2 separate regions of the Homo sapiens genome follow, and region 1 is linked to region 2. A link is a contact called in ENCODE Hi-C data. All regions are on one chromosome and are shown on one strand. Each heading gives the region's core, a stretch centred on a gene start or an enhancer-like site at or near the end of the contact. The rest is flanking DNA. Distances are from core to core; before and after follow the strand shown. Region 1 has its middle 23 kb from the start of LINC02851. Region 2 holds the start of CDC37L1 (cell division cycle 37 like 1, HSP90 cochaperone).

Region 1 (2,700 bases), core at 8-2,507, 2.0 Mb before region 2:
GAGACTCCGTCTCAAAAAAAAAAAAAAAAAGATTTTGAAGCATATGTTTCAACAGAGCAGATGGAGAAAGTTACGTCAAACGTCTTGAGAGGAGGACATGGAATGCCAAACACAAGGATCTAAAAACGGTAGTGGTGCTTTAATCCCACTGCCTTGGGACAGTGACGGAAATCAGGGACAAGAAGAAATACATTTCTTGAATTGGGCAGCTGAAAACCTAAAAAAATCGCTATCAAGTCCATTTATTTGTGTGTGTACATTTATTTATTTGTATTATTATTATTATTTGAGATGGAGTTTCGCTCTTGTTGCCCAGGCTGGAGTGCAGTGGCTCATCTCGACTCACTGTAAGCTCCGTCTCCCGGGTTCAAGCGATTCTCCTGCCTCAGCCTCCTGAATAGCTGGGATTACAGGCACGCACCACCACGCCCAACTAATTTTGTATTTTTAGTAGAGATGGGGTTTCTCCATGTTGGTCAGGCTGGTCTCGAACTCCCAATCTCAGGCGATCCGCCCACCTTGGCCTCCGAAAGTGCTCGGTTTACAGGCATGAGCCACTGCGCCCTGCCTGCATTATTATTTTTTAATGAGACGGGGGTCTCACTATGTTGCCCAGGCTGGTCAGTAACTCCTGAGCTCAAGCAATCCTCCTGCCTCGGCCTCCCAAAGTGCCATTTATATTTTATATACTCTAAAGGACCATGGGGCAGATACAGCACAGGCGGAAAGTCAGCTTTGAGTTAAGCCTGTTGGAGATGTAACAATACCAGGCAGAAACCCAGAAAGATGGGGCGTAGGGCTGGGTGCAGTGGCTCCCGCCTGTAAGCCCAGCACTTTGGAAGGCCAAGGCAGGCGGATCACTTGAGACCAGGAGTTGAGACCAGCCTGGGCAACATGGCGAAACCCCGTCTCTACCAAAAATATAAAATTAGCAGGGCGCTCACCTGGAGTCCCAGCTACTCAGGAGGCTGAAGTGGGAGGATCGCTTGAGCCCGGGAGGCGGAGCTTACGGTGGGCCGAGATCGCGCCGCTGCACTCCAGCCTGGGTGATAGAATGAGCCCCTGTCTCAAAGAAAAAAAGAAGGAAAAAAAAAAAAAAGAAATGGAAGCAGTGTAGGACCGAAGACGTCTGGGACGGAAGCTCACCCCCAGGAAGGCCTAGGGAGAGAGGCACCGGCGACGTGTCTGCACCACGCGTCACCGGCACGCGCGGTCCACACTCCAGCGCCGGGTCTCGCGAGAGCCCCAAGCGCGGAACCGAATCTGCAGGCGCGCCACTCTTTGCCTGCGGCACCCTTCCTCCAGTTCTCAGGGTGATGGTCGCGATAGTTGCACCAGCACATGAGGGCGAAAACCTCTTGTGCTGCCTCCCCGTGACTGCCAGTTCCCGGACCACGTTCTCCCCAAGAGCCCAAGAAGGGCAGACAGCCAGGCGCGCTTGGCTGGTCTCGGGAGGAGGAAGTGGCGGAAGTGGGATTTGGGAAACAATCCTGGAGTCGGTGTGCTACGCATGCGCCGAGGGAAGCGGCCAGGCGGGTGGAGGCGGTGACCGCGCGGAGGCACCGGCGGCCCAGAGGCTTATAGTCTCGCGCGCACAGCAGCGCGCTACGCGGCCATCACAGCACAGCCGATCCAGAGTCCAGTCACGTGACCCGCTCGTGGCAGTCCGTGTGGGGCACTGTAGTAGCATTTAGTGAGTCAGGCGAACCTAGCGGGCTGCCGCCCCAGATCAGTTTCTCCGTCAGATTCCATTTCTCCAGCGGCACCTGAACCGGCGCGGTCCTCTGCGTCTTCTTGCTCCCTGGGGATGGGGCCCGGAGCCCCCTTCTTCATAGAAGGGAAAGAGATTTGAGCAGGTGGAAGGAACAGGTGCCCAGGACGCTGTCCCGACGCCCACACGATGCGCTGAGACCTGAGCTTACCCTCGCGTGTCCCATCGTGCGGTGGTTCTGTCGCGGCCCTATGGGGAGGGACTCTGTCAGACGGGGACGTCACGAGGCGGCCTTGCCGGGCAGGGTATTGGGGGTACCGGCTCCATAGTTTAACTCCGCCTAGTAGTGACCGCGTCTTTTTGCGGTTTTCCTCAGTCCTGTGGCCGGAGACCTCTGCAGTCTCCCTCCCGCAATGGAGACGTCCTAGGAGGTCTTCTGTTTCCATGTTTAGGGAAATGGGAAACCTACATAGTTTAGTAACAAATTGAAAGAGTAGTCCAAAGTCTTCCAACAAAGAAGACTGCAAGCCACCATGGCTTCCCTGGCAAATTGAACGATATATAAGAGGAAAACATAATTCCAGTCTTTAATAGTTCCAGAATAAAAGGGGGAAGGAAGATGAAAGCGGGTAACACTTTTAAACTTTTTAATGGCCTAGCATAACCCTGATAGGAAAACCTGACGAGAACAGCGAATGGAAGGAAAAGTGTATGCAAGTTTTGCTCATGAGTCTAGACGGGAAACTCTGTAAGCAAAATATTAGCAAAATCTAGTATTATGTGAAAGGAATAATACCATAGCCAAGTTATGTGGTTTTTTGTTTTGTTCTGTTTTGTGGGGGTTTTTTTTTGAGACGTTTTGTTCTTTTTTTTTTTTTTTTTTGAAACCTCCACCTCCTGGATTCAAGTGATTCTCCTGCCTCAGCCTCCCGAGTAGCTGGGATTACAGGCGTGCGTCACCACGCCCGGCTAATTTTTTTTGTATTTTT
Region 2 (2,700 bases), core at 165-2,664:
GCTGGCCAAAGTACAGACAGTGGTTATGAAACAGCATTTTTCTCTGTGTGAAGCCAACTAACCCTGTTAGCTGGACATAAGATTGATAATGTCACGCTTACTGGTAAGCAATTTAACTCATTCTCATTAACATCTAGCAAAATAAGTTGAGAGGAAAACTACTATTAAATCTGTTACACTCTTGGGAACCCCATTTTGCAAGAAGGCGGCAGACACTTATGATCCATTGAATATATTAGTGTTTAGTCTGTGATTCTGAAATATACTTCCAAAACACACACGGATTCGGAGAAAAAAACAGGACAAGGTGATGCGAGTATGTAAGTATCCCCTAAGATAGGTCCCTGAAAAATCCTTAATAGTATATCACATTTGGATACGTTTCAGTCGCAGGAAGGCAGGAATGCTGGATTGAAAACACAATACCAGGAACCTAAGAGAAGTCTGAAGGAAAACACAAGTATATGCGTATATATTTTCACTGGAGAATGACGTGAAGCAAAACTAAAAAACAAAACAGTAAGGCAAAGATGGTCACGCGAATGGGAGAGGTGTACGCCAGCGTCAAAAGCGAGATTTAAAGAATTTACTCAGTTGTCAACATCGGTGAAAATCGCATGTGAAATCTTTGTCAGGACTCAGTGTGATGCTGAACTACAATCATTCACTGTTCCTAGCAACTGTGCACAAGTATGCTAGAGCCTTTAACAGAATAAAGTGCTTGGGGAAAACCTCTCACAAGAGGACAAAGGGTCAATGTTACAGCATGAGCCGCCCCAAATCTGAGTGCTGTCAGGAAGGGGAGATGGAGGAAGGTATTCCAAGAGTGAACAGGAATCAGCCAAGGCGAAAGAAAACATGTGCGTGGAGGTGGAGGTTGGTAATATATGGCCACCCCGTCTGCCCTCCGAAGATGCCATAAAAGGGGTGGGATGGCATCAGGCGTCAGGTCCCAGGTCCCCGGCCCCTGGCAGTGAGGTGGGCGTAGAAAAAGGCGTAGAAGAGGGTCTGGGAGACGCGGCATTCCAGGGGTTTGGCGACAGCACCACTCCATCCCTCCGCAGAACGCAGGCCCCTTCTCACCTGGGCGCCGCCGCCTGGCAGCTGCGGGCAGCGGGGAGAACTGGGGAACACGTCGAAGTCACTCTCTTCCTCAGCCTCACCCTCGGCCCGAGGGAGGCTCCAGGGTCCCGGAGGCGGCCACGGTTGTTCCATGTCCGGCTGCTCCGGGTCCTACAACCGCCCTTGGCCCTACAACTGCCACTGCCAACAGACTTGGCGTGAATGGAACCTGCTGCGCCGAGCCAGAAGCCCAGCCGGGGGTCCGGGCCGTTACCCAGAATCCCTCTACTGGCCGCGACGCCGCTGCACACCCGGCGACAGCCTGGGCCTCGCCACCGGCGGACGGCGGAAGAAATAGTCGGCGCGGTGCGTCACTTCCGGTTGGGGCGGGGCTGTGGAGGCGCGTCCCGGGCCCTTTGCGTGTAGTGGGTGGATCTGCAATTGTATTCCTGTTTCAAGCCCCGTTTTCTTGCAGCTCTTCGGCACTGCAAACCTAACCGCTAATGGCGCTGTGGGTGGAGAAACGTTTGTTAGGTAGCGTTATATATTGTTATCTGGTGTTCCCTATACCGAAAACGGCGGGTCCTGGCCGCCGGGAGGTACTCAGACCAGGTGTGCACTTTACATGTTGCTTAAAAATTGCAACTCATTCCTTTACATTGACATTTAAACCAGTGATTCTAAGGCAGAGTTGGGGCGGAGGGAGGAGAATTTTGAACAAGCGGAGCCAATTTTCGTCTCATTTCTAATTACAGGCAACAACAGAATTCTGCGAAACTTGGTTGGTTGGAGGAGCACACCAAAAATAAAGTACCGGAGCCGGCACGGCTTCAAAAAAATTAGGATCAGTACCGCTAGTAGCGAACGCATAAGAAGGGCTTCCTGTATGCCTGCGTATCTTGTTTAAGCCTAAAGATATGTACTCTCTTTATCCTCTTTTTTTGAGACGAGGAAGTAGACCCAGCATGCCCGAGATCACACATTTTACAAGGAAGAAGTAGGATCCAGACCCAGGGAGTTTAACTTCAAAACTTGAACGTTTAACAATCAGGTCTTGCTGCCCTACTCATAAAGAGACCCAAATAAAAACAACATGACGCCATTTTTTTCCATGTGTTTAGACTGGCAAACTTGTGAAGTCGCTTAATACCAAATGTGTACCAAGATGTAAGGAAATGATGTGAGAATGTCATTAGTATAACCTTTTAGGAGGAGTAATTTGACAATATGAGAGGCTTGAGCGGATTGATTCAGCAATTTCACCACTAAGAAAGTATGCAACAATTATTTTTGCACCAATATCCAAAGATTTACTACAAAGATTTCTGGCAGCAATTTTTGTGTGTGTGTGGCAAGAAAAAAAAAAGCATTCTAATTGTCCATCGATAGAGGAACTTAAAGTATGGAATATTAATACAATGGCATATTACCCTTTTTAAAAAAAGTAAATTGTATCTGAATATGCTGATATATAAATACCTCCAAAAGGTATTGAGTTTTAAACAAAGCAACTTGCAGAATTAAACATATGCGTACGTATACAGAGAGAGAAGAGAGAGGGATGGTATTTGTTTGCGTCCGTGTGTGTGTGTGTGTGTGTGTGTGTGTGTGTGTGTGTTTGCGCAGAACATTCCTGGA

Evidence for each region. Hi-C counts contacts between places; a loop is a spot of excess contacts on that map. Pooled maps may share reads with other maps.
Region 1: a loop to region 2 is called in a map of naive thymus-derived CD4-positive, alpha-beta T cell, with 15 times the contacts of the local background. The contact joins the enhancer-like site here to the promoter of CDC37L1 in region 2. A Hi-C loop is called at or near these places in 3 of 168 maps with a recorded cell type or tissue (CD4-positive, alpha-beta memory T cell and naive thymus-derived CD4-positive, alpha-beta T cell) and 11 of 50 pooled maps.

What each region holds. Positions count from the first base shown.
Region 1 is chr9:6,680,233-6,682,932 of GRCh38, reverse strand. No RefSeq gene overlaps it. Among named protein-coding and RNA genes, the nearest start is that of LINC02851, 23 kb to the left of the region's middle. RefSeq lists enhancers at 1,035-1,154, 1,225-1,514, 980-1,728, 1,635-2,014. Within about 2 kb of position 1,257, at least 41 of the 41 ENCODE cell types and tissues checked have a DNase peak (open chromatin) inside an H3K27ac peak, as active enhancers do.
Region 2 is chr9:4,678,283-4,680,982 of GRCh38, reverse strand. CDC37L1 (cell division cycle 37 like 1, HSP90 cochaperone) reads right to left here and starts at 1,414. Exons shown (of 7, transcript NM_017913.4): 1 at 1,084-1,414. The coding sequence starts at 1,215. It overlaps CDC37L1-DT (CDC37L1 divergent transcript), which reads left to right and starts at 1,503. Exons shown (of 2, transcript NR_121598.1): 1 at 1,503-1,596. RefSeq lists an enhancer at 1,191-1,280.